Regions from separate parts of the Homo sapiens genome. Here region 2 is linked to region 1. A link is an interaction called in ENCODE POLR2A ChIA-PET data of the cell type or tissue named here. Cell type or tissue: Caco-2. All regions are shown on one strand. Links, peaks and the distances in the headings refer to the core of each region. The heading gives the core; the rest is flanking DNA.

Region 1 (5,972 bases), core at 611-5,610:
AGAAGGCCACAGGACAGGGGAAAGAGTTCTCTTCACTTTGGTTTGTTTGCCTGGTTTCTCCCACATTTTACACAGGTTTAAAGGGAAGAGATAATGGGCAGGGTATTGTGGAAAAACAGTGAAAAAAAGGGAACAGGAGTAAGTGCAGGATAAAGGAGGAAAGACAGACACTGGGAATGGTGGTTGAATCATGAATTTTCTAGTTTCTCATTTCCCTCTTGTCACAGGCACCTTGACAAATGCTAGAATTTAAACTGCTGATTTGTAGCTCTTAAAGGATTCAGGGAGCCAACAGCAAAATACCTACCAGTTTTGGGGTTCGCCTTCTCCATCTCCCTCAGCCTCTGCCGCTCCTGGAGGATCTGCAATCCTGTCATGAGCTGATACTCTGCAGGTTCTGTGCTGGTGTTCCTTTGAACCAGTCGCAGGTCTCGCTCATCCATAAGTCTAATCACATTTGCTCGGTGCATGTTTCCCAAATCATTGCCCTTCTCATCAAATAAGTGAATAACTCGCTGACTAATTTTTCTTCCAACGTTACTAAAAGCTGTTTTATTCTTTTTTGTCTTTTTTCCTTCATTCTGGGTGTCTTCAGCGGTACTAAAGGCTTTTGCATGAATTAGGAAGGAGAGTCTTGGGGCAGAAGCAATAGGGGACAACTGTGCTGGTGCTGTCTTTTGCAGGATGTGTTTACCAAAACATCTAATGCAACTATTTTCAGACTTTACAGTTTGTAGTGTTAACCTCTTTAGAAAAAGAGCAGCCATCCTAAGAAAGTAGTAAGAAGAGTTCATTAAAATTCAATCACTTATTCCCTTGGTCTGACATTGTGGTACATGGCAGGGTGTGTGTGAGGTTGTGGAGGCTGTAACTGCAAGTGTGAGGGAAATGCTGTTCTCTAGACTTTCAGATCCACACACAGGAAGTCTACACTGATAAAGCGGACTAGCAGGTGACTCTGGCCAGACTAACTCATGGTGATACTGTCCCCAAGACAAGTGGCTATTAGAATAAACCAGATTTACATAGCATTTTGGTTTCACTTTTTTTTTTTTTCTGTACACATGATCTCATTTGACTACTTAGTTGACCCCTGAACAACTTGGGAGTTAGGGAAACAGACCCCCTGTGCAGTTGAAAATCTGTGTATAACTTTGACTCCTCAAAAACTTACTAATAGCTTACTGTTGACTGAAAGCCTTATGAATAACATAAGCAGTTGATTAACACATATTTTGTATGCCATATGTATTATATACTGTATTCTTACAATACAGCAAGCTAGAGAAAAGAAATGTCATTAAGAAAATCATAAAGAAGAGAAAATATATTTACTATTAAGTGGAAGTGGATCACCATAAAGGTCTTCATCCTCATTGTCTTCACATCAAGTAGGCTGAGGAGGAGGAGCAAGAGGAGGGGTTGGTCTTCTCTCAGGGGTGGCAAAGGTGGAGGAAAATCCACATATATGTGGACCCCATGCAGTTCAAACCTGTGTTGTTCTAGGATCAACTGTATTTCTCATGCATCTTGTAGTGCCAACTCCAAAAGCGAGTGTCATCTTAGGGCTTTATTTATGAGGATGCAGTACATAAAATGCTTGGTGATTCATAAACACCAATTGATAAACTTCTAATATAATTAACTGTTAACAATTTTTCAATACATCTGATGGTATATAGCAGATAGGAACACACTATGGGAAAGGGACCTCTCCAGGAAGGAAGCCAGCCCACTGCAAGAATAACTGAGCCTGTCAGAAAACACTGTGACATAAATCAAAGTGCTAACCTCATAAACTATAAAGATCATTCTCAAGGTAAGGCAGGTGTTAATTACTACCAAATGTTAACAGAGGCATGTATGGTGACAGTGGTTTTACTTCATGGTTATGAGACTGAATTTGAAGCACTTACAAATGGCACATTGATTTTTTAATTGCTTTTCTGTCCTTCCATTCATGTATTTGGTAAATCTTAGAAGTACAGGCTGAAAGAGTGCTGAGAGGACCCATTCATCTCATCTAGGGCATGCTAGGAATCATTAGAGAATCACAAACTTGGAGAGGTGTGACTTGTCAAAGATGAAAGAGGAAAACAGAAGGTGTCTTCAGGGTGCTTCTCAAAGAATGGTCCCAGAATCTCCTGGGGTGTTTAAAACTGGAAGTTCCCTCTGGTCCCTGGCTTTGAGCCCACTGGGCTGTACAACCCACTTATCTCTCACCTGTCATGTTCAAGAGTGATATGCAAAAAAATATGGTAAATTCAACAGAAAGTGATGGACATGCATATTCTCAACACCCTCCTTACCTAGTTTGGTAACACCCAACACTCTAATTTATAGCTCTGGTGCCAGTCTCTTCTCTTGAGTTCCACACCTGTAGGGTTAACCGCCTACCCAACCTCTCCACTTAGATATGTAATAGTCATTGAGGATTAACGTGTTCAAAGTTCAATGCTTTGCCTTCCATGCAAAACTTGCTCCTCCCTCAGTCTTCCCTGTCTCATGTAATTGCAACACATTCTTCTGGTTGCTCAGGCCAAAAATACCAACGTTATCCTTGACTCTTTATTTTCTCTCAGCAACCCATCCGCAAAACCTACCGTTCAACCAGTATAACCACTTCTCACCTTCTCTACTGCTATCATCCCACTCCCAAACCGCCGCGCCGCTCAACTGCATCACAGTAAAACCGCATCACAGTAACAGCTTCCCGACTGCTCTTCCTGCCTCTGCCCTCACAGCCTGGAGTTTATTACTGCTAGGGCACACAGAGCAATCCTTAAAAATGCGTAAGTCAGATCACGTTCCTCCTCTGCCCACACCCTCCCCTGGCTAGTATCTCACTCCAAGTAAAAGCTAAGCTCTCTACCATGCCCACTGGCCTGTGCCGACCGTACTTCTTCTGGCTCACTCTGTTCCAGCCTCCTTGCTGTTCCTTGTGAACAGTGAACACACCCCTCCTCTGGGTCCTGGCACCCAGAAGTTCTCTCTCCCTGCAACACTCTTCCCTCAGATAGCCTCATGGTTCATTTACCTCGTCTCTGCTCAAACGCTACCTACTCAGCGAGCCCTTCCCTGACCCTTCCATAAAAGAGCACACCCCAACACTCTCAAACCCATTACCTTGCCTTTTAAAAACTTTACTGCATTCATCACTGCTGGACACATTCTATATTTATTTGCATATATGTTCATAATCTTTCCTCACTGGAATGAAAGCTTCATGAGAACATGGACTTTGTCCATTTTGTTCACTGCTGTGTTCCCCGGCACTACAGCTCAGAGCCTGGCTCAGCATGCACATGTCGAATGAATGCACGGGCCGAAGGAAACAGCCAAGGAGCTATGGCAGGGCTGCTGGCATTTAACCTCTACACCTTCGGATGTGTCACGAATGCCTACAAACTACACCCTTCACATTTCTAGCTGGCATTTCAGATGCCCGTCAGTAATGGTGAGTATCTGTGGCCAGATGCTCCATCCACAGTGTATGACATGCATTGATTTATGGTTATTACCCAGCTGGTGGCTCCAGCTGTAGATGCTGTAAAGGCTCTAAGGTGGGAGCAAAGTGATTTTAAATCACTGACATACTGTTTAATAAAAAGTCAGATCTTTTGTGAATGGAGGAAGCCCCCAAACCAAAAAAGAAGAAAAATCTGAAAAGATCACAGAAGATTTTTTTTTCACTTATCAGAAAACTAGCAGCAGCATCCAGTCCCAAATGTCACTAGGTATTCTGCTAGGGGACTCTTAAGTTCCTGCTCACAAGCCTGCTCTATAAACTTTATGTCTAAAATCAGTGTTGTTTCTTTCCAAAGTCTGTATTAGCGACAATGATGTAGAAGTTATCACATGTAAAATCATGTTACTAAATAGATAGATATAAATTCTAATATTCTTGATATATACAGTAGACAAAACAGTTCACTGCAATTAAGCTTTAATACTAACTCAGTACTGGCTATCTTTTTCCCTTAGTAGTTATGAATAAGAGCTAAAGTGCCTTGTTTAATAAATTATCAACATATTAAAATATAAAAAATTTCAAAATTTGATTTTTTTCAAACAAGCAAACAAAATAACTAGATATAGGAAAAGATGAAAAAAATTTATAAAAATGTTGAAGACAAAAGCAATTCATTCCCCTATTTTTCCTAATTGCCAGTATTTCTCAAGTTTTTTTATAAGTGTTATTTTTATACTTGAAAATAAATTTTATTTACAAAATAAAGACTATTTCAGAAAAATGACGTAGGTTTTTTAAAAAAGCTTTAAAAACACTTTCCAAGAAGGAAACAAAGGAAAGGGAAAGAATAGAAAAACACTGGAAGTAGGGCCGGGTGCAGTGGCTCACGCCTGTAACCCCAGCACTTTGGGAGGCTGAGGTGGGCGGATCACAAGGTCAGGAGATCGAGACCATCCTGGCTAACACAGTGAAACCCTGTCTCTACTAAAAAATAAAATAAAAATTAGCTGGGCGTGGTGGCGGGCGCCTGTAGTCCCGGCTACTCGGGAGGCTGAGGCAGGAGAATGGCGTGAACCCGGGAGGCGGAGCTAGCAGTGAGCGAGATTGCGCCACTGCACTCCAGCCTGGGCGACAGAGCGAGACTCTGTCTCAAAAAAAACGAAAAAAAAAAGAAAAACACTGGAAGTATATAACTTTTAAAGTTCTTTGCCACTAGTTTAAATTTTTAAGAAACTTCAATTTTTATTGATGTATACAGCAAACAATGCAATTCATTGCAATTAAGCTTTAATACTAACTCAATACTGGCTTTAAATCAGCAAAATTGAAAATATACGTTTCTTCAAAACAGGCCCTTATAGATAAAAATATAAATACAAAGTTAAAACAACCTGTAATATTACATTTAAATTGCAGCTATCAACATAAATTCATAATTTAAAAACTTTTTATTAGGGAACTTTTTAACCTTGTACAGAAAGAACTGGATAATAAACAGCAGCTGGGTTTCATCTTTACCCCTCAACTATCTCCCCCCAACCATCCAGGAATGCTTTCAAAGTAAATCCTACTTTTTCAGGAAATAGTATGTATCTCTAAGAGGTACTCCTTAATCTTTTTAGTATTCACAATATTATCCCAATTAAAAAACGTTCCTTTATTTCATCAAATATTTAGCTTTCAGATTTCCATGATGGTATTATGATTTTGTTTGTTTACATGTCATTTACAGTTTGGCAGCATGAAGAGACTCCCACTGGTCAATTTTGGTGTAATTTAAACAGTAAGGCATAATCACTGTCATTCATTTCAATATACTGAATATACAAAAATCTATGAAAATGATAATTTGCCACAACTGCATGGGACTATTATATTGATTTTTTACTTTGAAAATTGCTAATTAAATAAAAAGAACTGAGCATTTATCCTACCTTTTTTAGGAAGAACTGTAATCATCCCCAGTTGATGAGGAGAAGCTCTTCTGTAGAGAAGAATGACAGCTAATAAACACAAAAGAAAAGTAAAAGTAATTAGAAAATCATGCCACGCACGATGTCTCACACCTGTAATCCCAGCACTTTGGGAGGCCAAGGCGAGAGGATCACTTAAGGCCAGGAGTTTGAGACCAGCCCGGGACACACAGCAAGACCCAGTCTCTACAAAAAATAAATTAGCCAGGTGTGTTGACACGCAACTGTACTCCCAGCTACTGGGGAGGCTGAGGAAGGAGGTTCACTTGAGCCCAGGAGGTTGAGGCTGCAGTGAGCTCTGATCACACCACTGCACTCCAGTCTGGACAACAGAGCAAGACCCTGTTTCAAAAAAAAAAAAAGAAAATCACCATTTTTCCAACCCCAACGAAACTACTGATTCAGGCAGGATGCAAGAGAGCTGATGCCAAAGGGTCACAAACAGATTACTTTCAGACTGAGAGGGAAAAGCACACTCTGCTGAGGGTAGACAGCTGTCTGTCATCCTAAGCCAACGTCAGACTCAG
Region 2 (5,972 bases), core at 339-5,338, 500 kb before region 1:
TCTAGGTTTTAAGCCCCGCATGCATTAGCTATTTGTCCTAATGCTATCCCTCCCCTTGCCCCCAACCCCCCAACTGGCCCTGGTGTGTGTTATTCCTCTCCCTGTGTCCTTGTGTTCTCACTGTTCAACTCCCACTTATGAGTGGGAACATGTGGTGTTTGGTTTTCTGTTCCTGCAATAGTTTGCTGAGAATGATGGTTTCCAGCTTCGTCTATGTCCCTGCAAAGGAAATGAACTAATTCCTTTTTACTGCTGCATAGTATTCCATGGTGTATATGTACCACATTTTCTTTATCCAGTCTATCATTGATGGGCATTTGGGTTGATTCCATGTCTTTGCTATTGTAAATAGTGCTACAGTAAGCATATGCGTGCATGTGTCTTTATAGTAGAATGATTCATAGTCCTTTGGGTACCATTTGACCCAACAATCCCATTACTGGGTATATAGCCACACACTTTTAAACCATCAGAAGTCATGAGACCTCACTCACTATCACAAGAACAGCAAGGGGGAAATCCATCCCCATGAACCAATCACCTCCCACCAGGACCCTCCCCCAGGATTGAGAATTACAATTCAACATGAGATACGGGTGGGGACACAGAGCCAAACCATATCAGGCCTCCAAGGCTCAAGAAAGCTGTCCAGGGTGGATGGATTCTCAACTGTGCATGTCTCACTTGCATCACAGCTGAGGGACCCCCAAAAGGCAGCCTGCCCTGGGTTATAGAGCTCAGGGGCACATGACCCACTGGGCTAAAACCTTGAGGGGCATTCTACTTCCAGGGAAGAGAGAATCAAAGCCTTGGCTGCCCCAGGCATTTCCTCTCTAACTCAAGATGTTACATTTTCTAGGAGGAACAGGAACAAGGATCAGGCTGTTTTGGGCAGCCCATCTCAGGATGTTGTATTCTAGGCATATTCTACAGTTATTCTTAAGAACTGCAAGTATGAAAGGGGGAAGAACTGGGTCAGTCTGAGGCCACCCACAGAAATATCCTGCACCAATTTTGGACCTCAAAAGTCAGAAATAAACTTCCAAACTTCCAGCCAGATGCAGTGTCTCACACATGCAATCCCAGCACTTTTGCAGGCTGAGGCCAAAGGATTGCTTGAGGTCAGGAGTTCGAGATGAGCCTGGTCAACAGAGAAAGACCTCCAACTCTACCAAAATTAAAAAAAAAAAAAATAGCCCTGGCCAGGTGCAGTGGCTCATGCCTGTAATCCAAGCACTTTAGGAGCCCAAAACAGGTGGATCACTTGAGCCAGGTGTTGGAGATCAGTCTGGCCAACGTGGCAAAACCCTATCTTTACTAAAAATACAAAAATTAGCTGGGCATGGTGACTTGAGCCTGTAGTTCCTGCTACTTGGGAGGCTGAGGCACAAGAATCGCTTGAACCTGGGAGGCAGAGGTTGCAGTGAGCCGAGATCATGCCACTGCACTTCAGCCTGAGCAATAGAGTGAGACTCTATCCCAAAAATAAAAAATAAGTTATACAGGAATGGTGGTGTATACCTATAGTCCAAGCTACTCAGAAGGCTGAGGCAGGAGGATCGCTTGAGCCCAAGAGTTCAAGTCTGCAGTGAGCTGTAATCTTGTCACTGCACTCCAGCCTGGGTGACAGAGCAAGACCTCATCTCAAAAAAAAAAAAAAAAAAAAAAAAGGAACAAATTAGAGCAAGACTTCATCTCAAAAAAAAAAAGGAAGAAATTAGAGCAAGACTTCATCTCAAAAAAAAAAAGGAAGAAATTTTTATCACTTTTGAACCATGGCATTTGGGGGGTTATTTCTAACAGCAGTTGGCGTTGCTCTTAGTCTTCACCCAAGGCTTCAGCTTCCACTGTTTGTCACAGATCACATTAACCTAGATGGGAACCTAAGCTTCCCCTGAACTCCTGCAAAAACACCTCTCACAAAGCATCTGGGTTTGGGGTAGAAAGGGCCTCAGGACTTGTATCACAGTGATGGAAATCGTTCCATACTGAATATAAAATGCCCATTTGGAAATGTCTTTTGCCTGCTGTGTCGCCAGAGAATTCCCACCAGAACTCCCTTTACAATATAGGACCTTGACCTCTGCATTCCCCTGGCCCCTTATGGACTCCAAAATTTATTGTATTGTCAAAGTACAGGAATCCTCTATCAAAGACTGGGTAGGGCCTTGAAACTGAAGTTTAGGAAACATGTCCTATTTTTCTCTTTTTCTGCTGTGACATACTATGTTTTCTGAGACAAATGAGCATAGGAAATGGTTCACCGTGGTACACAAAATAGTGGGCTCCCAAAGATGTCCACACCTGAATCCCTGGATCCTATTAATATGTTGCATTATATGGCAGGGGCTTTCTAGATGCAACTAAAGTTAGGGACCTTAAATAGGGAGATTATCCTCTATTACCCGGATGGGCTCAACCTAAGCACATGAGTCCTTAAATTAAGCAGAGAACTTTCTCTGGCTGGAGTCAAAGTAATGAGACAGAAAAGGAAAAAGAAAGAGAAATTAAAAGCTTGAGAGGGTCTTCTCCCCTGTCCCCCTCACCCCCACTTCCAGTTGCTGGAAGGGGTCCCACATGGGATGCACTTGAAGTAATTTGGGCAGCCTCTAGGAGCACAGATTGACTCCCGGATAACAGCCAACAAGGAAACAGGGACCTCAGTTCTGCAGCTGCAAAAAACTGAATCTGCCCAAAAACCTCAATGATATTGGAAGCAGATTCATTCTCAAAGCCTCCAGAAAAGAATTCAGCCCTCCCAACATCTTAACTCCAGCCTTATGAGATTGATAGCACCCCATTTCATTCACCAGTCTGGGCCCCTGTAAAAATCAACAGGATCATTTGGGACTGTAGTAAACTTAACCCCGTGCTAGGCTCAATTGCAGCTGCTGTGCTAGCGGTGATAGCTTTACTGCAGCCAACACAGACTTAGGAAACTGGCATGCAGCTTTTAGTCTGGAGAGTATGTCTTTTCAGTCCCCGGCAGGAAGGAGGATCAGAAGTTGCTGCAGTCACTTGGAACAGACAGCAGTACACATTCACGATCTGACCTCAGGGCTGTGTTAACTCTCCTCCTTTCTAAATAGTATAATCTGAAAAGAACTTGATCACATGAACCTTCCACAAATCATCATACTGATTGTATTTATGACATCATGTTAATTAGACCTAGAGATCAGGAAGTGTCAGGTACTCTGGAGTCCCTGAGAAAACAAAACTGTCCCATAGGGCAAAAAGTAAACCAAAAAGACCCAGAATTCTGCCAGGTGGATGAATATTTTCAGAGTCTAGCAGTCTTAGATGAGCTGAGCTATCTCCTCTGAGGAAAAGAACAAGTGATTGTGCCTTCAGCCTCCTACCACTGAGAGCAATACTCCACGGTGAATAAGCCTCTTTGGATTGTAGAGACAGCACATACTACACTTGAGAATATCACCCTGACCTCAATTTGGTGACTCAGAAAGCTGTAAGTTTTGAGTAGGGCTCAGAGTGAGATTGGACTCTGCAGTAGCAAACTGTGGTATAAACAGCCCTCCCCCGGGCTGTGTAATCTGACAGATCCCATGTGCTAGGAATATCCACAGGTGTTAAGGATGATATGTGGAGCTTCAAGAGGAGAGTCGCTGCACAGATCCTTAGTATTCTGGAGGAAGGCTGTGACACCAGAGGCAGAGGAATAGCTACCATTCAAAAACTCAACCCTGCAATGCCCTCCTAGCCATTGAATACCTGCACCTGAGACATCAAATGACTGTGAGCAGGAGCCACACTAGTATTGCCAGGCGCAGCAAATCAGTGTCAGGCAGACACAGCAGCAATCCATTACATATAGGACCGGTCAGGTCAGTGTTTGATTGTCCCACACCCCATAGCCACACAGCGCAACTTAGCAGCGCTCAGTTCAGCCCAGAGTCCTTCCTGCTTTCTCTCCCAGTCTTCTCAGCAGCTACTTCAGACTTGTGACCATCTCTTGAACCATCTCTCTCACTCTCTTCCATTCATTTTCATCAGTAACCTTAGAGTCCACTACCCTTTGAAATAGATAATCACCGTCGCCCTCCCTCATCTCCCATTCACTCCTTAACCTACTGCTGTCTTTATTCCATCCCTAGCTCCATGGGAATGGGAGCTGCCTTCATAAACAAAGAGCCCAGATTTCCAAAGCCTTGTGTAAATCCTCGCTCTTTTTTCTTTTTCTTTTTCTTTTCTTTTTTTTTTTTTTTTGACTGAGTCTCACTTTGTCACCCAGGCTGGAGTGCAGTGGCGCAGTCTCAGCTCACTGCAACCTCTGTTTCCCAGGTTCAAGTGATTCTCCTGCCTCAGTCTCCCAAGTAGCTGGGATTACAGGTGCCCACTACCAAACCTGACTAATTTTTTTATTTTTAGTAGAGACGGGGTTTCACCATGTTGGCCAGGCTGGTCTCGAACTCCTGGCCTCAAGCAATCCACCCGCCTCAGCCACCCAAAGTGCTGAGATTACAGGCCTGAGCCACCACGCCCAGCCAGTCCTCGCTTTTCTGACTCTTCTTTGCATTTGGTTTTGTGGATTCTCCTTGCCCCCTTTGAAACACTTCTTCCCTGATGCTGTACTCTTTTGGGTTCCCCTCACCTCTCTCAGTCTGTTTGAGGACTGGCTTCCTCTCCACCACTGCAGATATTGACAGGGAAATCCCTGTCCCTTAATTCCTAGGTGCAGACATTCTAAAGTGAGACCTTTGGCAATAAAAGATTCTAACACTGGGTATTAGCAAAACAAAGAGGGATGGATGCTTTGGCCAAGGTGATTGGGTGAAAGGGCAGACGCGGTGTTGAATGTTTGGACTTTTGAGAATTTCGACTTTTAGTGCCCATTTTTTTCCTATTATTTTCGCATATCTTTTGGTCTTGGGGTGTCCTTTGCTTAGAAAGCACTTAGGAATGTGAAATGGGAAAGAGAGAGGCTCAGAACAGTGACCCAGAACCAACAACCAAGAAGCCTGGGAGCTATGGTCCTTAAGAGAAAGAAAGGAAAGACATATTATCCTCCAGCTGTTCAGCCTAGCTTACTAGGGTAGGAAGGAGGCAGGAATAGAGGGAAAATGCCATTATCAGGAAAAAAACACTGGCCATATGGCCAGGTGATCTGCAGTGCACTCTCCCTGCAGAATCTCAGCCTTGTAGACGGGCCCTAAAGACTTTTTTTTTTTTTTTTATGAGCCAAGATGGAAACTTACTGAAGGTGCAGCGTTTTGTTTCTTTCATCTTTTGAGAATAATTATGCTTTGCTATTCTTTTTGTCTCTTTACTCCCTACTCTGTTTCTTACATTCATTGATTTATGAAAATAATACTAACTGAGCATTATCTACTCCAGGCGTCCTCAACCACAGAAGTCATAGTGGTGATTAGGGCCGGCATGACCTGGCTTCTCTTCCTTCCTCTCCTGCCAAGCTCCACGCCTGATTCTATTTCCATTTCTAGCTCCATTTCTCCCCCATTCAAATCACCCCATCCCTCTCCCTCCCTATGCCTGTAATGCACTTTTCACCCAATCAGCACATACATATTGAGTGCCTCTGGTGTGGCAGACACCAATTGGGTCCTGGAGTACAGCAGTGAACAAACAAATAAGTTTCCATCTTTCAGAGGCCTCACACACTAATGACCCTGAAGAACCTAGACAGGTCAGATCTCAAAACATAGTAAGCACCAAAGACAGTTCACTCCATATTCAGATTGATTTGGAAAACAGAGTGAGCTGACCTCCAGGCTGGGGAGACAACTTGGTCCAGCTATTGGGGACTGCAGAGAGCAGAAGAGAAGCGTGTGTGTGTGTGTGTGTGTGTGTGTGTGTGTGTGTGTGTGTGTGCGTGCGTAGGAATTTCCCTTCTTGAGAGACCCTATCAAGTCACTAGACTGGTAGAACAGATCAAAGACAGACATAATATTTCTGGTTTTCAGGAAGACCATTTCATAATATTTCAGGGAGAA

What was found. Peaks named below come from ENCODE experiments on the same cell type or tissue, not always from the same donor. Only the 100,000 strongest peaks of a DNase experiment are listed, where the experiment ranks them.
Region 2: POLR2A ChIA-PET joins it to region 1 with 10 read pairs; 2 of 35 experiments call an interaction of 5 or more read pairs at or near these places.

The regions. Positions count from the first base shown.
Region 1 is chr13:27,439,682-27,445,653 of GRCh38, forward strand. MTIF3 (mitochondrial translational initiation factor 3) reads right to left here. Exons shown (of 5, transcript NM_152912.5): 2 at 5,407-5,475; 3 at 308-768. The coding sequence starts at 767. Among named protein-coding and RNA genes, the nearest start is that of MTIF3, 7.9 kb to the right of the region's middle. RefSeq lists an enhancer at 1-14. In Caco-2, for the core only: no CTCF peak of the experiment used is centred there; a DNase peak (open chromatin) is centred at 2,520; H3K4me3 peaks cover 933 bases.
Region 2 is chr13:26,938,524-26,944,495 of GRCh38, forward strand. No RefSeq gene overlaps it. Among named protein-coding and RNA genes, the nearest start is that of GPR12, 180 kb to the left of the region's middle. In Caco-2, for the core only: no CTCF peak of the experiment used is centred there; no DNase peak of the experiment used is centred there.